Regions from separate parts of the Mus musculus genome. Here region 1 is linked to region 2. A link is a loop called in an ENCODE intact Hi-C map of the cell type or tissue named here. Cell type or tissue: heart. All regions are shown on one strand. Each heading gives the region's core, and the rest is flanking DNA. Links, peaks and the distances in the headings are about the cores only. Region 1 holds the start of Copz1 (coatomer protein complex, subunit zeta 1). Region 2 has its middle 20 kb from the start of Smug1.

Evidence for each region. Hi-C counts contacts between places; a loop is a spot of excess contacts. Peaks named below come from ENCODE experiments on the same cell type or tissue, not always from the same donor. Only the 100,000 strongest peaks of a DNase experiment are listed, where the experiment ranks them.
Region 1: a loop joins it to region 2, with 4 times the contacts of the local background. A loop is called at or near these places in 2 of 42 quality-filtered maps.

What each region holds. Positions count from the first base shown.
Region 1 is chr15:103,270,863-103,283,037 of GRCm38, reverse strand. Copz1 (coatomer protein complex, subunit zeta 1) reads right to left here and starts at 10,150. Exons shown (of 9, transcript NM_019817.2): 1 at 10,097-10,150. The coding sequence starts at 10,114. In heart, for the core only: CTCF peaks have their summits at 1,986 (motif pointing right) and 3,081 (motif pointing right); no DNase peak of the experiment used is centred there; H3K4me3 peaks cover 1,067 bases; H3K27ac peaks cover 871 bases.
Region 2 is chr15:103,177,387-103,189,561 of GRCm38, reverse strand. No RefSeq gene overlaps it. Among named protein-coding and RNA genes, the nearest start is that of Smug1, 20 kb to the right of the region's middle. In heart, for the core only: CTCF peaks have their summits at 3,581, 5,427 (motif pointing right) and 6,181; DNase peaks (open chromatin) are centred at 3,551, 5,711, 6,201 and 7,191; H3K4me3 peaks cover 2,084 bases; H3K27ac peaks cover 396 bases; H3K27me3 peaks cover 3,616 bases.

The sequences.
Region 1 (12,175 bases), core at 1,817-9,816, 94 kb before region 2:
CAGAAAGTAAGACCCATGAGGCAAGCATAGCTGCACACATTTTTTTTTTTTTTTTTTTTTTTTGGTTTTCTTTTTTTTTTGGAGACAGGGTTTCTCTGTATAGCCCTGGCTGTCCTGGAACTCACTTTGTAGACCAGGCTGGCCTCGAACTCAGAAATCCGCCTGCCTCTGCCTCCTGAGTGCTGGGATTAAAGGCGTGCGCCACCACACCCGGCTGCACAAATCTTTTTTTTTCTTTTCTTTTTTTTTTTATTACGTATTTTCTTCAATTACATTTCCAATGCTATCCCAAAAGTCCCCCCTCCCCCCAACTCCCCTACCCACCCATTCCCATTTTTTGGCCCTGGCATTCCCCTGTACTGGGGCATATAACGTTTGCCTGACCAATGGGCCTCTCTTTCCAGTGATGGCCGACTAGGCCATCTTTTGATACATATGCAGCTAGAGTCAAGAGCTCCGGAGTACTGGTTAGTTCATAATGTTGTTCCTCCGATAGGGTTGCAGATCTCTTTAGCTCCTTGGATACTTTCTCTAGCTCCTCCACAAATCTTAATCGTAGCACTGAAGAGGTAGAAAAAGGGTGCTCTCTGAAAGTTCAGGGCCAGTCTAGTCTACATAAAGGGTTCCAGGCCTGCTGGGGCTATATAATGAGACCCTATCTTAAAAAGACCCATGGGTCCTGGAGAAATTATCTATCTTATATGAAACCAAATTTCGGTTGTAGAGGGGAAACTAAACACATATTCTGGAGGTACTGATGGCAGAAAGTCACAGTAGGAAGAATCTTCTTAGGAACTGAGACTATGGTTCTGTTATAGTATTTCCCTAGCATGCATGAGGCCCTGGGTTCAATCCTTAGTATTACTTAAAAACAGACATGGCATCACAGTCTGTAACCCTAGCAGTCAAGAGGCAGAGGTTTGAAGACTCAAAGTTCAAGATCATCAGCTACGTAAGTTCACAAGCCTCTGTCTACAAACAAACAAACCAAAAAAAAAAAAAAAAAAACCCCAAAACTGGAGTGATAGTTCAGCTGGTGGAAGTACTTGTGCATTTAATCACATGCACTGTCAGGGTAGCAAAGATCCCTTTTAGCCAGCCAGCCAGCCAAATCAAAAAGGTAATCAACAATAACAACTCAGCTAGGCAGTGAGTGGTAGGTGGATCTCTGGCCATCCTGGTCTATACAGCCAGTTCTAGGACAGCCAGGGCTACACAGAGAAACCTTCTCTCAAAACAATAACAACAACAAAACACAAAACAAATGAACAAAAACCAACTACATGGCTGGCTGCTGAGGAGAAATAGCACCCGAGGTTAGCCTCCACCCTCCACACATATGCACACACATTCATTATATCTGCACACGCATGCATGCACACACACACATCTTCCTACCCCATACAGACATACAGATAGGAAACATGGAGAGTCCAAGCATGGGGCAAAACTTCTGCTAGTTGAAGGAGCTGGCATCTCTGAATTCTGGGTAAGTTATTAACTCAAAATTTCCCCTCCCTTTCTCTGATACTCAACTTCCTCATAGGAGAAGTGAAAGGCTGGACCTAGATTAGCTAGGGTTATGGCCTTTTTTAAAAAAAAAAAAATTACAGCAGACCCTTGTGATAAGCTGATAAAAATTTCTGAACTTTGTCCCCAAAAAACAAACAAACACCCACACCACACAGGTGAGACTGAACTAGGTTTAAAATTCAATCCTCTGAAGATAAGATTATGTGAAGAGCCCGGTTTGGTGGCCAACATCTTTAGTCCCAACCCTTGGGAGGCAGAAGCAGACTGATCTCTGTCAGTCTAAGGACACACTGGTAGACGTAGTGAGATCTGGGCCAGCCACAGCTACATAGTGAGACCCTGTTCAAAAAAGCCAAACAGTCTTTTGAATGTGAAGAGGAAATGAATGATTTTCTGCCTTCAGTCAGTTAACAACTTCAATAAAAATATGTGGCCTTTGTAAGTTAATATGGCCAAGGATCTCACACAGCCAGCAGGGGGAGTAAGGGTCAGCACCATAAACCTCCAGCTTTCGGTGGCCTCCAGCTTTGGTGACCAAATTGTACAAGTTAACAAGCCTCAAGCTCTTAGGCAATGTAGAGTACCAGGTCTTTGCTTTTCTTTCTTTCCCTTTTTAATTGTATTTTTTTAAATTGTAAAACATTTATTTTACATGTATGAATTAGAGAATTTATTTTACATGTATGATCTCCTGTGGATGCTAGGAACCAAACCTGGGTTCTCTATAAAAGCAATAAGTGCTTTTCTTATGTGCTGAGTCATCTCTCCAGACCCCCTGGTATTCATTCATTCATTCATTCATTCACTCATTCTTCCTTCCTTCCTCTGCTCCCCTCCCTCCTTCTCTTCGTCTTATTCTCCCCCCACATCCCCATAACCCACACACACAGGGTTTCTTTTTGTAGCTTTGGCCTTCCTGGAACTCCCTCTGTAGACCAGGCTGGCCTCGAACTCAGAGATCCACCTGCCTCTGCCAAGTGCTGGGATTAAAGGCCTGAACTATAGCCCAGTTCCCTAAGTATTTTCTGAAAACTCAGGACACCTAGCTGCTGAAGAATTCCCCCACCCCAGGGGTCACACAGCTCCTAACTCTTCAGCCATTACCAGTGAAAAGGATTCACATAAATGAGGTGGTAATGCTGACAGCCAGGTAAACTGAAGTCAGATGTACTCCTCAGCCAGGCCTAAGTGCTACATCAGAGTACCCTGCCACCTAAATGGGTTCTTCAGAAGCCCGCACTTAAATATTATTCAGCAAAGGAAAAAAAGTCAAAAGGGACTAGAGACACCTTTTGTTCTTTTTCTTTCCATGATATCATTGTACTATATCCCCAGCCCTTGTGTATTTTGAGACAGGGCCTCAGTATATAGCCTAAACAAGCCTGGAATTTGCAACCCTCCAGCTAAGCCTCCCAAGTACTAGAACGGGCCTGTGCCCATGCCTGACTGGACATCTAAATTTAAAACGCCCTAAAGTCTTATTTTCTTTCTCTTTTTCTTTTTTTCTAAGATTTATTATGTATACAACATTCTGGCTGCATAGCCAGAAGAGGGCGCCAGATCTCATTATGAGCCACCATGTGGTTGCTGGGAATTGAACTCAGGACCTCTGGAATAACAGACTGCCAAGTGCTCTTAACCTCTGAGCCATCTCTCCAGCAAGCCTTAAATTTCTTTTCACATTTTTTTTTTCAAGACAGGATTTTACTACAATTTTCATCCTGGCCTCAAACTTTTAGCCTCAGGCCAGGAATCCTGTCTCTGCTTCCCAAGTGCTGGGAGTTACAGACAACCACCATCAGCTTAGATCCACTTATGGTTCGCCCTCCACCCTAGTTTATATCATGACTAATCCTGCTGCCCTCTGCTCCAGACAAAGGATCTAAAGACAAAGTGAACAGTTTCTGTGTTCTTCAGTCTAACTACATAACAGAGAAGATGGAGGCTGGGTTTGGTGGCACATACCTATAACTCCTATGCAGGAAAATAAGACAAGAGGATCATAAATTAAGGCTAGCCTCGGCTATATAATTAACACCCTCAACACACACACAGAAAAAAGTTGGGGACAATTTGTTAACAGAGCAATTTGGTAAAAGTGGAGTTATGTACATTGATGGTGAAGAAAAAAATAAAAGCCAGTAAAATGCAGACTTTCTACTCTCTGATATTTATTTATTTATTTATTTATTTATTTATCTATCTATCTATTTATTTGTTTATTTATTGGGGGGGGTCCTCAGATATTCCAGACTGGCCACAAGTTGCCATGTAGCTGAGGATAACCTTGAATTTCTGATCTTTCTGATTCTATCTACTGAGTACGGAGGCTACAGTGTACACCACCTTACCCAATTTATGGGGCGCCAGGTATGCACTCTTCCAATTGAGCTACATTTCCAGCACCGAGATAAGCTTTCCTCCGCAGCACGTGAATTAAGTTAGACAAAAGGATTTCCTGAAGACACGAAGGTGACAAAGGCTAGGCAATGTAAGGACAGAATAAATCTAACAGTCTGCTGAGAGAGAAACACTCTGCCCAACACCAAAAGAGGGAAACCTGGAGGGCCTTTGCCAACACTGGCATCTCACAGTGCACACGGACTTAGCCTCCCAGGGCATCTTCATCAGCTGTATTCCTTCATTAGTCCAGCGTAAATGGCTGCACCAGCCCTGGTGATGCCTGTTCCATCTTTACTGGCCCCTCCAGCTCCTCTTTCCTTTAGTTTTTCTGTCGACACACTGCCAATGCCAGTCACACCATGCCAGTGGAGTAAGAAACAGCAAGTAGCAAGAACACAGATGAGAAGGAGCCCAGCCTTGAGGTTCCCTCACATAGATGGACAGCTGCACTCACAATCTGCCTCCCCGGGAGGACCTGGCTTCTCTGGGGTCTGCTTTTCTTTATGTAGAGGCCTCCTCCTCCTCCCTTCCTTTCAGACCATGTGATAGTTCCCCAAGACCTTTCATATAATTTATACCTTGCCAGGGACCAACCCTTTCCCACCACTGTGAAGGAGAGGAAAAAAATATATAAATAAATACGTCGGAAATCTATAACGAGGTCTTCTTAGAGGGCAAGACATGGGGAGAGTTAGAAGCAGCGTCAATTACTCTTTTGGGGTTTTAGTTCAAGCCAAGGTCTGCTTCCAGCAATCAACCATTAAAACAAGCCGGCCAGAGTAACAGCACAGTTTATTCTGATCATTTAATTTGAAGTGTCAATAAATTAAACTTCAATCAATTAAACTAGGTGTGCAATAACCCAGATGGACACCCCGACACCAACATAATCACAATAAAAATTTTTATGGCTGCCAGGGACCTCACCGGGGGTAGTGCTGGCACAGCTCAAGCCCTGCCTGAGAAATATATCTCCTCGGTGCAGGAATGAGGAGATTGCTTCTCCTAACGAAATGGAGGGGCCAAGCACCAGCAAGGACGCAGCTGGGAGAGGGGCACAGGGGACTGCCAGGGACGAGATGGGAGTGCTTTGGGGGCTTAATGTAATTGATACCTTTGCCCAAAGCAGGGGGAAGGGGCACTCAGGCCAAGTATCTCCACTGTTAGTGCCAAAGGAATTTAACAAAAGCCCCATTAAGATGATTCAGGAAGCAAAGGCCACTGAAACAATGTCAACCTTTGAGTCGCCAATGTGTCCTGCAGCTTCCTCCTCTAGATGCATATACATCCTGGTGCACTTTAGATGGCCTGATATTTGAATGAGAAGTGGAAATCAGGATTTTGTCAGTTTTAGGAAAAAATATTAAAGTGAGACAATGTATGGAATTGAGGTCTAATCTGTAAAACACTGGAAACACACTCAGAAATTAAAACTTGAAAACAGGAAGAAAAAAAAATACCTCTGTACAAAGTTTTTAAGGATCTGAACTGCTACAGTAATTCAGCTTTGAGGGTGGGGGAAATAAAAAGTAAAGGCTGAAGGAAAGTGTAAGGTATTAAGATTTCAGGTTATTCATGGAGAATGGCAACCTGCAGATTGCTCTCCACTAACAACTGAGAACGGGAGAGCCAGCTAAAAGAGCAGCAGAGGGAACTGAGACCAAAAACAGGATGGGAACTGAGAGACAAAGGACTGGAAGAAGATTTGGTAAATCCAACTATGAACTAAGGCTGCACTGCTTTTCTCAGTATTTATTTTTATGACTGTTTGCCTGCATGTGTGTGCATCACATGCTTGCCTGAGGCCCAAGGTCAGAAGACGGTGCTGCAGGTGGTTATGAACCACTCCATATGGATGCTGCAGTTAAAGCCAGCCCAGGTCCTCTGCAAGAAAGCAAATGCTCTTCTTATCCCCTGAGCCATCTCTCCATCTCCCAAGGCTGGTGCTTTAATTCAAGCAGGATCCACTGTAAAGTACCTCAAGGAAGGAATCTATTGTCACCTAGAAATGCCCAGACCAAGGTAGATTTTGACTCATTTCTTGGCCCTCTAGATCTTCCCTTTCCTCTTCTCAACATTGTACAGTTGTGTGCTTTGTGGAGGTGAGGCCAGAACATGTTTGATCCCAGAGGTTCTACCAAACCAGCAAACAGAAATGCAAGAGGAGGAAACTTGGAGGCGGCTTAGTAGCATGTCCTCTCTAAGAGCAGCTTTTCAGTACTATCCAGGTACAGTACGCTCTTCAGCTCAGCATAGATTTAGCGATTTCTTTAATTTTTGCTTGCTGCTTTCTTTTTTGGCACAGGGTCTTACCATGTGCTCAAGCTAGCTTCGAACTCAAAATCCTCCTGCCTCTCGAAGAGGACTTAAGTTCAGTTCCTAATACCCTCATAAACAACCAACTGCCTGTAACTCCAGTTCCAGAGGATCCAATACCCTCTTCTGAGCTCTACAGGCACCCACCTACATATACATATAAAATAATAAAATAAATTTAAAGACCCTACCTCAAAACAACACTGGATATGGTTTATGGTGGTTCACACCTATAATCTCGTCATCACTTTAGGAGGTAGACGGACGCAGAGGGTCAAGAGTTCAAGACCAGATTTGACCACATGAGACCCTATTCTCAAAAATAGTATTAAAAGGCTAGGTGTGGGGGCTGGTGAGATGGCTCAGTGGGTAAGAGCACCCTACTGCTCTTCCGAAGGTCCAAAGTTCAAATCCCAGCAACCACATGGTGGCTCACAACCATCTGTAACGAGATCTGACTCCCTCTTCTGGAGTGTCTGAAGACAGCTACAGTGTACTTACATATATTAATAAAATAAATCTTAAAAAAAAAAAAAAAAAAAAAAAAGGCTAGGTGTGGGGCTGGTGAGATGGCTCAGCGGATAGGAGCACTTGACCACTCTTCCGAAGGTCCTGAGTTCAAATCCCAGCAACCACATGGTGGGTGGCTCACAACCACCCATAATGAGATCTGATGCCCTCTTCTGGCACATCTGAAGACAGCTGCAGTGTACTTATGTATAATAATAAATAAATCTTTAAAAAAAAAAAGTACTCAGGATCTACTAAAAAAAAAAAAAAAAAAAAAAAAAAGGCTAGGTGTGGTGGTACATGCCTTTAATATCAGGACTTGTGAGGCAGAAGCAAGTGGATTTCTGTGAGTTAGAGGACAGCCAAGACTATGTAAAGAGGGATGGAGAGATGGCTCAGCGGTTAAGAGCACTGACTGCTCTTCCGTAGGTCCTGAGTTTAAATCCCAGCAACCACATGGTGGCTCACAACCATCCATAATGAGATCTGATGCCCTCTTCTGGTGTGTCCAAAGACAGTTACAGTGTACTTATATATAATAATAAATTAATCTTTAGACCAGGGGGAAAAAAAAGACTATGTAAAGAGACCTTGTCTCAAAAGATAAATGTGATAATGATGATGGTGGTGGTGGTGGTGGTGGTGGTGGTGGTGGTGGTGGTGGTGATGGTGGTGGTGATGGTGGGCACAGAAACAAACAACATTAATCCTAGTACTCAGGAGCCAGAGGAGAATCCTTATGCATTTAAACCACCCTGATCTACACAGCAAGATCCAAGCAAGGCAGGACTACATAATGACACCCAGTTTCCAAAAAAAAAAAAAAAATCATTAAATAAAGTTGGAAAGAACATAGGGGAAAAAAAAAGACAACAGTTTAATCGTCAAGAACTTTAAAAATCAGCACAAAAACTAATACCTGTAGGTTTGGTTTGTTTGTTTATTGAGACAGGGTCTCTCTCTACATAGCTTTGACTGTCTGGGAACTTGCTAAGTAGACCAGGCTCACTTCAGACTCTCAGACATCCACCTGCCTGTGCCAACCAAACACTGAGATTAAAGGTGGGAGCCACAATCCATAGCTCCCTGTAGGTATTTTACCATCAACAAAAACTTTATACAACCCATGGCTGAAAGGAAAATTCTGCAAACTGAAGAGGTGCAAGAACCTACAGAAACCTCAGAAACCTGGTGACTCTGGGATAAGACAAATTCAAACCCAGCCCAAGCTACATAATGAGACTGTCTCAAAAAAAAAAAAAAAAAAAAAATTTGTTCTGAGAGAACAAGGAAACAAAACTGGAACGGGGTTTTGGCACTGCCCTTCCTTAGAAAGAGCCTTTTCCTACAGCTCTGCTTCCCTAAACCCAGTACATTAAGGTGCTAGTGACAAAGGCTCAGTATAGTTTTAAAAGTAAAGGTGAGGGATATGCAGGCAAGTTAGCAAGGGTCTGTTACTACATGCAGCTGGTTAGCTCAGCTGCAAGGGGGAACAATGAGGAAGAAGCAGGCTGAGAGATACCACACAGTGCAAGAAAGAGAGAAAATGACACAGAGATTTCCCCATACAACCTCAGCTCTCCTAGTGCTGGGGTCAAACACAGGGCTTTTAAAGATAGCTAGACCATATGCTCTTAGCATTTACACCCAGCCCAACAGAACCAATGGGAAAGGAGTTCCCCAAGTACCATTTTCCTCACTCTTTAAGCTGGTTCCACTAAATTACATTAATTTTGGTTTTATGAGACGAGGTCTTATTTTGTAACCCAGGCTGGCCTCAAACTAGCAACAATATAGCCTCAGCCTGAGTGCTGGGGTTACAGGTGTGAGCAACCACACCTGATTAAGAAGACCAAAAACATCCAAGGAAACTAGTTTCACAGACTCTATCCACATCGTCACAAGATTTTTAAAAACTCATTGACCGGTATAGTAAATACTTGAACTACTCAATACATTAAACATTTTGCTTCAACTTGTCCAACACATATGATGAGAATAAATTCTCTTTGACATTTGCAAGAAGGAAAGTAAGGAGGTTTGAACAGATAGGTCAGTGGTTAAAGTGCTTGTCATACAAATAAGAAAACCAAAGTTCAAATTCCCACATAAATGCCAGGTGAGTATAGATGTCTGCCCTGGCTACGTGGCAAAGTTGATTCCAGTCAGACCTACATGAAACTCTCAGTGAGAAAACTAAAACAAGTTGATGTGGTGGCACATACCTCTAGTCTCCGAATTTGGAGGGTAGAGGTAGGTGGTCCTCTGTGAGTCTGAGGCCAACATGGCTTACATAATGAGTAGCTAGGGCATCAGGAAAGGGAAAGGTAGAGAGGGACCCTGTCTCAAAAAACTTTTTTTCCTTTAAAGAAAGAAAGAAGAAAAAGCTTTTTTTCTTTTACTGACAAGAGTTTGATATGTACACTTACAAGGAATATAAATGAAAACAGGAGCTAAGGAAGACTCTTAGAAACAATCCTGGAGTCCAACTAAAGGAAAGAAGCTGGGAGTTAAATTCCTACACTAACACACAGACACAGGTAGGCAGACTCATGGGTCTCTAAACTGCTGGCCAGTGTCTTGAAAGAAATGCTCTGATCCTGTTCTAGGGGGCAGAACAAGCAGAAAGGATCAAGGGACAAGAGAGTTAAATGCACTTCTATAATCACAATTCTCATGTAAGCAAGAAGGCTGAAATGGATCTTACAGTATGAGTTCCTAAAGTCTGAAGGAGGGGAGAGTAGGAGAGAAGAATAAGGAGTCAGAAAAAGATATTCCAAAATCTATACTAGCTCTACCAAGTATTCCTGAACCTGGATGGAATGCTGACTCTCAATCATGACAGAATTACATACTAAGGATTAACAGGAAAATAAAAACAAGTTTTGTAAAGGAACAGGACATGGAATTGCCAAAAGGTAGTCGAATTCTGACCACCACCAGGAGGATCTGGGACTGACAAAACACCTCTCTTCTGCCATTGCAACTTGGGGGACTAGAATATGAGGGTTTGGGGAAACTCAAGTAGGTATGATCCACAACAAAAACCATCGGGGAGAACTTGAAAGACACCCCTCCAGCGCAATCAGAATTCTCCTAAGGACCCTGCATGTTCTCTTCAACTTTGCCACCGACTCCTGCTCTCTTGCCGGCAAGGCTTCCTACTCTATACCGCGGCTCTAGCTCCCATTGTAGGCCACACTTGCATTGCACAGATAGCGGGAGCTTTGGCCCCCGAGGCCTGCCCGGAACCCTCTCCCGGCCCCAGCTGATGAGCCCCACCTCCCGGACCCCCTGGACACCACAACGGAGCCACTGGCCCTCCAGCTCCTACCAAAATCAGCGCCTCCATCTTGCCCGTAGCTGCTGCCGACGTGGAGTCGCACAAGCGACGTCACCGCTGATTGGCCCTGAGTCTTCGCTAGGTCCCGCCTCAAAGAGGCAACATTGGGTGAAGATGAGCCAGCCTTCGCGTCTTGACCAGTCAGCGTAGTCACTCGCTTCACGGAAGCCAACTGTCCAGCCAGAAGAGGCAGCTGTTAGATTGTCACCCGGAATTTTCAATGAAAGGCCAAAACCTCAGCACTGAAGGGGCGGGAGGATCATTGAGGGCGGTGTTGTTTCCATGGGGAACGGAGGAAGCGATTGTTACTTTGCTATTGGTAGGAGGAAGCCACGTGATTCTGTCAGCCTCCAATTCGCACTCGCTATAGGGGGTGCTATGTGTAGCCCTTAACATTAGCCTTGCTGAGAAGCCCTACCCGAATACAGATTCCCATCGCCACCATTAGGATATCCACAGCTGTAGTGTCCTTGGGTCATTTCAACAACCTCGGAAAGTTCACCAAGTTAGCTATAGGCAGCCAAGCGTTAACTACACAAACCAAGGTCTCGAGAAGTATATCCCAGGATATACACGTGTGGCATGCACACATACCCAATAAATATATATTTTTTTAAGATTTATTTATTTCATTTATATGAGTACACCGTAGCTGTCTTCAGACACACCAGAAGAGGGCATCAGATCTCATTACAGCTGGTTGTGAGACACCATGTGGTTGCTGGGAATTGAACCCAGGACCTCTGGAAGAGAAAGCACCCAATGTTCTTAACCACTGAGCAATCTCTCCAGACCACCCCCCTCAATATTTTTAATGTAATTTACTTAAAAAAAAAAAAAAAACTGTGGGGACTGGAGATATGGCTCGGTAGTTAAGAGCTCATATTCGATGGGCAGTGGTGGCACATGTTTTTAATCCCAGCACTTGGGAGGCAGAGACAGGCGGATTTCTGAGTTTGAGGCCAGCCTGGTCTACAAAGTGAGTTCCAGGACAGCCAGGGCTATTTAGAGAAGCCCTGTCTCGAAAACAAAAACAAAAAAAAAGAGCTCATACTCTTCGTGTGGAAGACCTGAGTTCAGTTGCCAGCTCCTATGCCCCGTTGCTCAGCTTCAGAGAATCTGCTGCCCACTGCCCACTTTCTGTCTGGGAGTTGAGTACAGGAGACCTGCACTTTGATGGACAACGTTTTCCCACTTTGGTTCAATTTGAAATAGGATATCAAGGCATTGGAGATTAGAGCGAATGGAAAGAAAGCTATCAGCTTCTGACCCCCAGAACAATAAGAGTTACAAGGCCAGAGATCATTAGCCTTTGACCTCCATCTTATGCTGTGTCCCACCTCAGTACCTGACCCTACCAGGGCTGGCCCCCCTACACCTCTCCGTGATCTCTGCATCAGTTCCTACCTCCAGGTTCCTGCCCTGCCTGAGTTCCTGTAGTTCCTGTCCTAACTTCCTTCAATGATGAACAGCCATAGGGAAGTGTAAGCCAAATAAACTCTTTTCTCCCTAACTTACTTTTTTGGCCATAGTGCTTCATCACAGCAATAGAAACCCTAAAGTCAGTATATCTGTGCACCCTTTACATACCTGGTACCTGTGGAGGCCAGAAAATGATATCAGATCCCATTGAACTGGAGTTGCAATGGGATTGTGAGCTGCTATTTGGGTTCTGGGAATCAAACCCGGGTACTCTGGAAGAGCAGCCATAGTTGTTAAAGGATGAATCCTCTCTCCTGTCCCAGTGGCGGGCATTGTTCTTGCTTTGGCAGATTAATGATAATAATAACATTTTTCTGCCCATTTATTATGTGCTAAGCATAATGCTCAACCATTCAATTATTTATTGTTTAATATAACTGGTGGGGTTGTTTGTTATAGTTGAATTTTTGTTTTTAATATTTTTATTATTTCAGAGTTCCATGCAATGTACTTTGATCACATTCAGAACCTCCAATTCCTCTCCTCAATTCCTCCTAGATCTACCTTTGTACACCCCAACTTCATGTCTTTTGTTTTGTTTTGTTTTTTCTTTGTTTTGTTTTGTTTTTTGGTTTTTGGTTTTTGGAG
Region 2 (12,175 bases), core at 2,318-10,317:
TTTTTTTACCCTTCCCAATTCCATAAGCAACCTTAATTTGGTTATTTCATTTCAACCTACCAAATTATCATCTTTCTTGCAATGATCCAGGACTCTCTTTATAAGCTCGTTCTACCCCATGCAGCCTCTAGAAGCAGGTGCAAGTCTATATAAAATGTGGTGCCCACTTCCAGACTGGGAGAAGCAAGCCTCCGGCCCACTTCCAGACTGGTAGCCTCCAGCTCCCTCAGCAGCAGCTTGTCTGATAATTTGGTTGTGAGCCAGGGAGGGAGAAATGCTGATAATTTTAAATGGGGGCTGTGAGTGCACCCTCCTCCACCCCCTCCTGTCACTGCTGCCTTTGGAGAAGGAAGGGTGTAGGGAGATACAGCATTGGCCACAGTTGCTACAGCTTGTGAAATTTTGCCACATCTGCAAGGAGGCAAGGGAGCAGGTGAGCAGGAGTCCTTGCCATTGCTGTCGGGGAGTAGGGTGGGTTTCCTCCAGCTGTATCCACACCTGCAGCCCCTCCTGAGGCAGCCTGGCTTCCCTCATAATTTTCAGCTTCCTTGTGTGTTTCCGTCCATGGTGGGAGCCAGGGGTGCTCAGCTCCTAGGGGCCTGTGGCTATCCTGTGTCCTGTCTACTGCCTTGCTCTAGCTTCTGCCTCACTGTCTCATTCAGACAATGTGTTTTGTCTGCATGTATACCACACATATATGACTGTGATCTACCGTGTGGGTGATGATAGGAAGTGAACCTGGGTCGTCTGCAAGAAAAGCAGGTGCTTTTATCCACAGAAGTATTTCCCCAGCCCATTAATGGCAACATTGGAGAATTTTTATAACCTTTGGGGTGTTTGTATCATCTCAGGGCAGGGGTTTCTGTAAGACTGGAAGTTGCTGATATAAAACCATTGGATTCTTTGTGTGAAAAACACCTTTTTGAGGCAGAATCTCAAGGGTGGCCTTGAACTCTTATTCTTTGGCCTTAGCATCCTGAATGTTATTACAGGGGGGCACCACCACACCTAGCTTCTGTCTGAAATATTTGTTCCTTTCATCATATCTGTAAAAACTTTCCATTCATCAGTCTGGGGAGCATGTAGGCCGCTGGAAACCTGATGCCCAAGGTTGTCTCAAACTCACTGTTTATCCAGGAGTGAGCTTGAATGTCTGATCTTTCTGCTTCTACCTCCCAAGTGCTGGGATTCTAGGTATGTGCCACCATATCTAGGGCCTTGTGCAAGCTAGGCAAAAGCAAGTGCTCTACCAAGTGAATTATGTCCCTATACTCACCCTACCCCTGTCCTTTACTTCACTGGAAGAGTGAGTCTGGGGCATGGATTAAAGAGTTGGGTCAGTGTAGTTTGGGGACCAAGATACAAGCTTGAGGAGGAGGTGGGAAAGAGAGAAGCAGACAAGTGTCCCTGTGGAAATCAGCACATGAATGAAATGGTGGCGGAAAGGCAGAGGTGAGAACTTGGTGAGATCAGATGTGCCCTGTGTGCCAAGCAGATTCAAGGACTGAGGAAGCCCAAGGAAGGCGCATGCTTCTGTGGCTCCAGGCGGCAAGTGCCATCACTCCCCATAAACAGCAGGCTAGAGCTTTGCTTCCCAAGAGCTCTCTCGGGGCAATGAATCAATTCAGCATCCGCCCTCCCATGATCTGAGAAAGGGTAGGCTTCCCTCTCAATTCCATGACCTCCCTGGAAACCTGAAGAATAGGTGGATAATTTTAGGTGCCCCTGTGCATCTTTAGTGGCTTTAATTTTTACTCGGGGGTGGGGGGTGGGGTTGGGGTGCCTCAATCTCCGCAACCTTTAGGCATCCTAAAAAGGGGATGACAGGAAGAGCAAGGACTTGGCAGTTCAGAGGCCACAGGTAAAGATGCCCAGTCTCTGCTGGAGGGCCAAGTGACACTTGATGAGATTTTTACTGACTGTCTCTGGGTCCCTCACAAAGAAATGGTGCATCTGGATGTGGGTGAACTGGAGGGAAGGATCCATTTGAATACGTTTGTACTCATTTTGACTACATTAAATTCCACTAGGTCTAAGTTGAGCCATTTAATGGGCATGGGTGGAAAGCAGTTGCCTGGAAAATTCAAGGCAGCGCATAATCCGCAGATCATTTATGAAAATGAGCAAACGGTGCTTGGGTTTCTGCTTAGGAGGAGTTTCTCCGAGCTAAGAGGAAGAAGTCATTATGGAGAAGGGACAGTTGCTCCCTCTCCTACCTCTTCTCCAAGCATGCAACTTAGTCCCTAAGCTAACATCCCTACCTCCAGCTCTCAGTTCTGAGAGAGGCCTGGGAGAACTAAAAAGTATGGGGGAAAGAGGAAATTGAGGATTATGGCTCAGTTGCCCAAGTGCAATGGGTTTGGTCCACAGCACGGACCCTGAACACCCTAGGCTATGGACAGGGTCATTAAGTGTGGAAGAGTACAAGCTGGATATGTGTACGCCCAGCACCACAGAAATACAAGTTTGTTGGTTCTGTTGTTGCACAGGCTGTACGGCAGCAGTTAAGCCAACCCTCTGTATCAGTTTCCCCGGGACCAGGACACACATGATGCACAGACATCAGCACAGACAAACACTCATACTTTAAAAAAACTTTTTTTTTTTTTTCATGATAGTCTCACTATGTAGCTCTGGTGGCCTGGAACTCACTATGTAAACCAGGCTGGCCTTGAACTCACAGAGATCTGCCTGCCTCCGCCTCTGCCTCTACCTCCACCTCCTAAGTCATGGGACTAAAGGCATATGGCACTACACCTGGGTTTTAAAAAGTTCCTTAGGTTTATGAAACATTAAAAAATTTTAAAAAAGGCTGATGAGATGACTCCATGTGTTAAGGTGTTCGAAGCACAAGGCCTGAACCCTGGAGCCCACATAGAGGTGGAAGGAGAAAACTTGACTCCACAAAGCTGATCTCTACACATCCGTTGTGACATGGTGTGGATGCGTGCTCACAAATACACATTAACTCACTAATTTAAAAAATATTTGCAAATTATACTTGTACTAATTTATGAGCTTTGAAGCAGTATGTTGTTTTTTTTTGTTTGTTTGTTTTTTTGTTTTTGTTTTGTTTTGTTTTGTTTTGTTTTTTGAGACAGGGTTTCTCTGTGTAGTCCTGGCTGTCCTGGAACTCACTTTGTAGACCAGGCTGGCCTCGAACTCAGTGCTGGGATTAAAGGCATGCGCCACCACGCCCGGCTGAAGCAGTATGTTTATAGTGTGAAATAATTGAATTAACATACCCATCACTTCTATTACTCCTGCCTACCTGGACCGTTTTCATCCTTTGACCATCACCTTTTGGCTCTTCCCCAGCACTTCTGCCTATAACTCAGAGGAAACTGGCCCGTGCTAGGCGTCTGGGTCCTCTGTACCAGAAGCAGGCGTGTTTCCAGCAGGACTCCGGGAGGAGCTCCTTTCCCATGAGACCAAGGACTCATCTCAGTCCTTGGCCACCGATTTAGGGCCTGTGACCACTGTGAGAAGACAGACAGCAGCTGGGCCAAGCCAGGGATGGGGTTCAGTCTGGAGAATCAGAATCAGGCTGCCTGAGGTGATTTGGAGGTTCATGCTGCCCTCTGGCAGCCACCGTGGAAATCGCATCCAGGTCAGCTCAGACTGAACATTCGTCCAATGCCAGGGTTGCCAGGGACGTGTCCTACTATGGGCAAGGGGCAAGCGACTCCCCTTTCACTCACCCAAAGCGGGGGAAATCTGCCCTTTCATACAAGTAGTAAGCCTTTGATTCCCTCACCGAGTGGGGTCTATCTACTAGGATCTCTCCAGTTTTGTAGCTCAGGTTCAGCTTCAAGAAGAGAATGCTTTCTTCAGGATGAACCACGACCCCTTGGCCCGGTCTGAAGCTGTCCCTGCAGCCTGCATTCCCATGCCCCAGGTTTCCCACCTTTGGATTCTCGTGCACCGGGTGAGCTGGGGTGGCTTGGAGAGCTGCGTGGAGACAGGCCTCCTATGCGGTTTTTCACGGTTGTCCTTGAGATTGCCTGGATGACTTTGGAGTGTCTGTGGGTCCCTGAGAGGATCGAGCTTCACTTGTTTTTTTTTTTTTTGTTTGTTTGTTTGTTTTTTCGAGACAGGGTTTCTCTGTATAGTCTTGGCTGTCCTGGAACTCACTTTGTAGACCAGGCTGGCCTCGAACTCAGAAATCTGCCTGTCTCTGCCTCCCAAGTGCTGGGATTTAAGGCGTGTGCCACCACCGCCCGGCAGGCTTCACTTGTTAAATCGCCGTCTAGTTTTTCTGACCCTGGAGCACCAGACTCTAGCTCAAAGTAGGACACCACCAAGAACAGACATGATCCCTGTCTTGAGAGACCTCACAATCTAGGGAGTGCAAGAGACCAAATGCCTCTGCAGATATTGGTGCCAGGGGGCCTGAGAGGACAGTGGAAGCTCTTTTTTCTTTTATCTCCGGGTGTGTGTGTTCTGTGAGAGAACCCAGGGCCTTTCATACTGTAGGCAGGTGCTTTACCATTGAACTACATCCCCAGCCTTTAAAGATCAGCTTTATTATTAATAATGATACTTATTACTGTGACCGGATCCTGATATGAAGCTCTGGCTGACCTGGAATTTACTATGTAGCCCAGACTGACCTGAAACTCAAGATAATCTTCCTGCCTCAGCATCCAGAGTGCTAGGATTACAGGTGTCAGCTAACATCTGATATACGTGTGTATGTGTGACACACACACACACACATACATTTTTTACTTTGTTTTTTTTGTTTGTTTGTTTGGTTTTTGTGTATGTGTGTGTTTTCAAGACAGGGTTTCTCTGTGTAGCCCTGGCTGTCCTGGAACTCACTCTGTAGACCAGGATGTCCTTAAACTCAGAAATCCACCTGCCTCTGCCTCCCAAGTGCTGGGATTAAAGGCATGTGTCACCGCTGCCCGGCCAATTTTTTTTTTTAATTAATTTTTTTAGGGTCTTCCTACATTGCCCGGGGTTATCTTGAATTTGTGATCCTTTTGTTTCAACTCCTGAACATTTGGGATTACAGGCCTATACCACCAACTCTGTCTGGGAGACAAGAGGGCAGGAAGGCAGTCAGGGTAGGAAGGCAACAGCTCATGAGCGGAGTGAGGGCAGTCCAGAGGCTGCAGTCCTCTGACAGAAGGCCAGTGGGCACAAGCCTGGCCCAGATGTAAGAGATCAAGCTACATGGAGCTGCTGGCAGAAGTCGAAGGATGTTCTTAACCAGAGCATACATCATAATCTTTGCCTGAAATTCGGGGAGTTTCCAGAGTTTTGGGGCACCCCAATCACATACACTGCATTTCAGCAGGATACCAGACTTCACCAGTCCTTCAGGAAGGTTGGACTAGGAAGGAGTCTAAGTGGTCCTGGAAGACTAGGAGGTGGTGGTGTCTAATCCCGGTTGTGGACCTCGGTCTGCGGCTGGAGGATGCAAAGAGATGCCCAGAAGGTGGCGCGAGCCGGCGACAGCGGTCAAGCACAGAGGTGGCCCGCTCCATGGGTCTCACTCGCCCTGCGTGCAGCCCACCCACTGCCAAATGAAGGCATGCAGCCAAAGGCAGCCGAGCACAGCTGGATATGCAAATGTGTGCAAATGACATGGCGCCTTGGTTGGGGAGCGAGCGCGGCGCTGTCACAATTCCTGCTTCAAAAGACTTAGGGTGGGCTGTGCATGGTCCCAGTCCCGCTTGCTGGGTGACCATTTCCTGGGCTCCCACACACTCATCCTGCATAAGGCACAGGCAAAGAGCAGGCCCCCTGGCATGGAGAAATTTCCCTACCCACCTGTCAGCTGAGCGTAGTTCCTTAATGAACAGGCATGTGAGGCTCGCTGTGACGATACCACACTCACCCCAGCCTCAGAATCCTCTCTTCCCAGGACCAAACCATTTGCCCTCCTCCATTCCTTCATTAATATCCGTCTCCCTGCTTCCCTATCTGAAGTCCTTCCAGAAGTCTAACCACAATCACACTTGCTGCTGTTAGTACGTTACTTTTCCTTGTGGTTTGGCGAAACCATTCTACAAGTCCAGGTTGCTGTGTTTTTGAGTGTGTGTGAACAGGCTGAAGGATTCCAAGGCACTGCTGAGGAATAAGTCCCTACCCTAGGCTAGAACCCCGGAATCCGGTCCGGCGCCTGGGCGCTCTCCCTCTTCTGCGCCACCTACAACGGCCACACGGGGTCTTCCTTGAGCTAAGAATGGGAACTCGTGCGCCCCACGCTGGTGCGGGCGGGATGCGGGACTCTTAAGACTCGGCTCAGGCTTCCCACCGAGCACCTCTCCGCAAGCAGCTTACGACCTCCATCCCCCATCCCCACACCCCAAATCACGCTTAGTAGGAGGGCGGGGAGGGAGCCACATACTAAGCGCCCTCCCAGGGAAACTGAGGCTCTCCACCAGTCCAGCTCTTGGGGATTGGGTATGGCACAGCTAGCGAGGCGGAGAGATAGGAAATTAGAATGGGGGTGGAGGGAGACCATCAGAAGCAGCGTTGGATGGCCTGGATGACAAAAGGCGAACGGAATGCAAGATAGAGTGGCGGGGACAGTTTTTTGTATAGGGGAACGGAATTGTAAGCAAGAGTGGGAAGAAAATTAAGGCACTCACTTTCTCCAGTGAGGCTGTAACTTGGCAGATTTGGCTGTAGATGCAGTAAGAGGGATGGTGGTTAGACACCAAGAAGGACTTCCCCAAAGTAGTCAAACCTGGATGCTCAGGGAGAAGGACTGAAAATGAGGACTGTAACCTGAAACCCCCTCATAACTAGAAACTGGTAGGGAGAGGAGGTGTGAAAAATGCTGCGGCGAGGGGGGGGGGGGCGGGGCGGGGCGGGGTGGGTGGGAGGGGGAGGCAATGGAAGGAAGCTCAGGTGGAATGAGTCGCCCTTCACCCCCGGAAGCGGCGGCGGGTCGGACCAGGTGCTCACATCGTGGCCGCCCACTGGGACGCCCGGGTGGCCCCGCGCCCCACCCCCGCTCCAGGCTGGCCCGGTGGGTTCCGGGGCGAGACTGTCTGCAGGACCTGCCTCGCCTCGCTCTTTCCAGTGCCCAAGTCGCCCTGGGTGGTCGCAATTTGGAAGCACACAGTAGGGAGTTTAAGTCCCCCAAGACCCGTCCCCGCGGTTGACACCGGGTGTGTGTGTGTGGGGGGGAGGTAAGGTGGGGGGGAGAGGCTCAGGTGTCCGGCAGGGGGCGCCCGCGAGAGCGAGGCCCTGCTCCGGCACGTCTCGCGCGCTCCCTCTGCTGGCAGCGGCGCTGCCTCCACTGCAGGCCGCCGGTGGACCCCATAGACGCTATCCGACCCTAAGGCAGGCCTGGCTCCTCTCCATCCTTCAGAGGTGTGGGAAGATTTAAGAACAACGATCCCACGCAGTTCTGCAGCGACTCAAGACCAGCAGAGTGGGAATCCCCAGACCTCAGAGGGATCTTTCATGTCCACTGTGGAGGCCCGGAGTCCAGCCTGTTCCCAGGGTCTCCTAGCCAAGCTCCAAAGTACCAGTGCTCTTCCCCATTTGCCAGAACTGTCTTCTGAACACACAAATCAGTATGGGCCTCTCCCTATCTCCAAAGTACTCACAGGAAAGGACGCTCCTCCGGCCACCTTGGCTTTGCCCATGTCCACACTTGTCCTGCTCCTCAACAGCCTTGGCAATGGCTTGCAATCTTCACTAGCAGGTTCCTGCTCAATCCTTAACGTACACTTCAAATGTCCAAACTGAGTTTTTCCTTCCCATAGAGAGTCCAGCTTGCCTATAACAGAGTCTGGCCTTTATTTGATACTCCTGCCTCCAACTCCTTAGCGCTGGAATTATGGGCACACACCACCACCCTAGGCTACGTGAACTTTAGAAGCATCTCTCTTGTGGAGGCTTTTATCCTAGGCGTGATCTAATTATTATCCTGTTTTCCATGCTTCCATCTAGAACAAGATGGAGTTCTTAAGCACACTTAGTGTTGCTGGGAGCCCACCTAATCTCTCCCACTGAAGCACACAAGGACTCACGTGTGCCCCTAGGCCTAGACTGACCTCTACCTGCCTATAAGACAATGGGACAAACCACTCCTGGAGTAGACTCTGGACTCTCAAGAGATCAGCTGTCCCCCTGTTTCTTTGGTTTTACTGGGAACCCAAATCTAAGGGAGGGAGCTGCAGAGCCTAGATACAGATGGAGGGCACTTACTCCCTGGAGAGTACTGAGGACTCCCCGGTACTTCTTGGGTCTAACCTACTCCTCACTCACCTAAGCTGGGGCTTGGGGGCAAAATCATAAATTTGGGAGACAAGAGGAGAGATAAAGATCGTTTGTTGAGAATGGTGTCATCAATCAAGTTGCTGGAGAGAATGCAAACAAAAAAAAATTCCCTAAACCTGGGTGCTCAGATGCAACATTCCAGCCTTTCTTAAAAGTCCCCAGCCTCGAGTCAGCCCCTCCATGGGTTTGAGGTTGCTATGGGTTCATCTCTAAGTTCTGTCTGTATCCTCAGAAACCCCAGTCCTTTCCTCTCCCACTTGGGAAGGGTCTTGGGATGGAGAGAGACATCTCCACCCACTCTGTTAAAGATTATATTTTTGAAAGAGCCTGGAGGGAGATTCCCTAACTCCTAGTTTCTGAGTTTCAGGTTGAGGACAGCCAGATAAATAATGGCTTGCCAAATTAATTAATTATTTTATTAGCCTGAGTAATTATTAATCAGGCCATTAATCACCCAGCTGTGTCCTATGAATAGCAATTAGTTGGGGGTGGGGGCAATGGAGAATCAGGTCATGGTTGTAAGGTCTGCCAGCCTGTATACCTTCTCCAGTCTTAGGAAATTTGGGGAGATTCATGGTGTCCCATCTCTCTCTCCCCTTCACCCTCACACCTAGGCATTGATGTGGACACTAGAACAGGGTCTGCCTGAATCCCTTTGCCCTCTCTCTTGGTTGTCTGAGGTCATGTGGGGGTAGGACCATATACACAGGTGAAAGGAAGTGAAACTGGGTATAGAGATGGGCTGGGGAGACAGCAACATATGCCAGATGTCTCTACAGCTGCAGTCCCTACTGGTCATTGAAATATGAAATGAGTGATTGTATTAGCTCCAAGTTTGGCCCTTAATTCAATGTGTTGAGGGGATGGAGAGATGGCTCAGTGATTAGGAACATTTGCTATTGTCTATAGGCTTCAGGTTCAATTCCCAGCACAAAGAGACTCACAAGGGTCTGTAGCTCCATTTCTGTAACTCTAGTGTCAGGGAGTCCAATGCCCTCTTCTGGCTTCTGAGAGCACCAGGTGCACATGTGCTACCCAGACATACATACAGGCAAACACTCATACATATAAAGTAATAATAAAATAATTTTAAAAATTCAGCGTGTTGGAAACGTGGAAATGGAGGAGGTAGAAAACAAAGGAGAATAGGTCACATGGGATGGACTGAAGTCGGGGTAGGGGTGGGGTGGAGGATGTACTGGAGACAGACTGGCTTTTTGCCTTGGAGTTGGGAACCTGCCCCTCCAGAATAGATGCCTGGGGACTTCCTGCTAGACCCCTCTGCTCCCAGGACCTCTGTCCGGACATTAGCAATGGACCCAGCTCTTGATCATCAATTCCTTGGTACTTCCTGGCACTCTGTCCCTGCTCCATGGGGTTGGGGGTGTGTGTTGTGATGGAGAGCTGGTGAGGTGGAGTCCTGGATACTGTCACTGTGCTATCTCACTCCTGTCCTGCACTTTTGGTCCTTCCTTTCCCTGGACTAGGTGCCTCAGAGCACCCTTCCTCTGCTGTGTTGTCCTGAGAGTCCCTCAGCTGGAGCCACTCTCCCTTTCTGTTTATAGAGGTTCCTGCTTTGTATTTACAGTAGACCTATTTGGTTTACAGCCTACCCAGGGCAGCTGCACTTGGGGGTCTCAGGCTCTGTTCCCTGCACCGTGTTTATTTGTGAGGAAGGGAGGCTGTCCAGACAGGCTGGTGGGGGGGCCAGAGGGGAGATGGTGGTGGGTGATGGGTTAAAGAGGGAGCAGCTAGAACACAAGAAGCACACCCGGAAGCAGAACACTCTTAACCCACTTGCTCTTAAGTCATCTGGAAAAGAAGCTTCCCACCCCAGGCTCACCTGTTTGGGGCTCAAGCTAAGAACGGAGAAACAGTTTTCCTTCAACCTCAGACAAGAAGGGCCTGTCCACCCATCCCTGCTCAATGTATGTTCTAGCAGAGCCCTGGGGGTAGGGCTGGGGGTCAGAGGTGGGCAGCTTCTGGCTGGACAGAGCTTGCCATGACATAAACAGGGTCTGGATCCTGGCCCTTTGTTTGGAATTCTTGGCAGCTGGAGTGGTGGTGTGGGAGGAGATGGTCGGGCAGTTGGTGGGAAATGGAGTGGAGAGGACAGGGCAGACCTCGGGAAGGGTGGGGATGGTGCTGAGGGGCACAGCTCCATGCTGCAGAAGGATATTTGGACCTTGGCTTTCAAGAAAGGTCTACAACCCAAAGTCCCTTGAGCTTACTTGACACCCTCTCTGCTGGAATCACCCAGTGCCTTGTCTGAGCTGGCACATGGAAAGCAGGAATAAAGAGGGGCTGTCAGGTTCAGGGCCTGGGGCTACAGCCCAGTGTCCCACATGTGAAGAAGTGCTTCCTGCCTGTGCGTCCTTGCCCTGGCTTGCAGAGTGGCCTGGTTGTCTGCTCTGGCACTCATGCCTGGCTTGGAGTTACTGTCTTCAGCAGACACTGAGTGGTACCTAAGAGACTCAGGGTGGTCATTGTTGCAAGGAGTCCTGCCCTTGCTAGTAGGCACATTTGATATTTCCTCCCATCCCTAACCTACTGTGGATGTGAGAGTGGGGTGTGGGTGGGTTTAGGGCTTGCTTCACATCTCTGGCAGCCCTGTCCCCAGGTCTCCAATGGTGTTACAGTCCTTCCTGTAGCTCTGTTGTCCCTCTCCCGGTTGTTTGTCAGGCTGTGGGCATATCAGGAAAAGCCCATGTCGGTTTTTTCTATTGCTCCCTCTGCTGAGCTAACAAACTACTTCGTGACTCTGCAACACTTCTACAAGGGCTCCGCCCTACGTGTCCAAGATTTTCAAACCTCGTTAGCCTGAATGTCTATGACTCCTTTGCAGATTCTAGAGGACCTTGGGAACATGGAGAGGAGCCCCCTTCTAGCCCTGGTTCCCGGACATTCCGTGGCTGAGAGTGAAGTTCTTCACACTGCCAGCAGAGGGCAACACGCACGCGAGGGCGGGCGAAGGATTCAGAGGGGCGCTGGAGGTCCACCTCAGGGAACTAACTAGCTTTGGGGCAGAGTTTGTAGGCCTGCTGGACATGGAGGGAATCTCCTGTTCTCTGCTTTATTTACAGGCTCTATAAAGCTAATCATATCAACTATAATTTGAAGCAGGAAGTTTGTACCTGACATGTCACATTCCCAAAAGAACCGTGAGGAGCTATGATTTCCATTCTCTAAAGAACGAACTAAAACTGAGGAAGGTTAAATCACGAGCCCAAGGTCACACAGCGGGAGCAAACAGGGGCACATAGGTGGTGCTAGGTGGCCCTGCCTGGGGGGTCTTGCCCCTCCAGCTCAGTGTGCAGCCTGCAGGCCCCAAGCCCAGCCCCTTCCTTCCGGCGCCCAGCAGGGTTCAAAGGAGGGCTGGGCGGGGAGCAATCCCCCCCAACCCCCAGCCTCCTGTCCAGGCCAGATGCCTTTGGGGCCTGGAGACAACGGCTGGAGAATGGGGCAGCCATAAACAGCGTCCTGGCTGCGGGAAGCTGTAAAACTAGCGGACTGAGGCTGGAATGCACAGGGATCCGGGAAGGATTTTCCGCAGGGTCTGGCTGATAGCATCTTTGGGGCCCTGGGGTCAAAGGGGAACCCGCCTCCCTTTCCTCCCCCAGCCCGTGGTCCTGCAGCCCAGTACTGTCTGTAGATGTTCATCACGTGTCTGTCTCCCAGCCTCTTTGCTTGTTCCCAGGCATAAGGTCCCTGTTTGAGCTTGCTGGCTGTGTGGCTTTGCTTTGGTCCCCTTCCTTGTGAAATGAGAACTACTGCAACCACATTTATCAGATCTTAAAGCACGCAGGACATGGCCTCGCTCAATTGTTTATTCATTTCTAAATACCACTGCGTTCGAAATTCCTTTTCTGTAGAGGGATCAGGGCCAGTGGAGAATCCGTCTCATTCTTATCACAGCCTTTCCTGG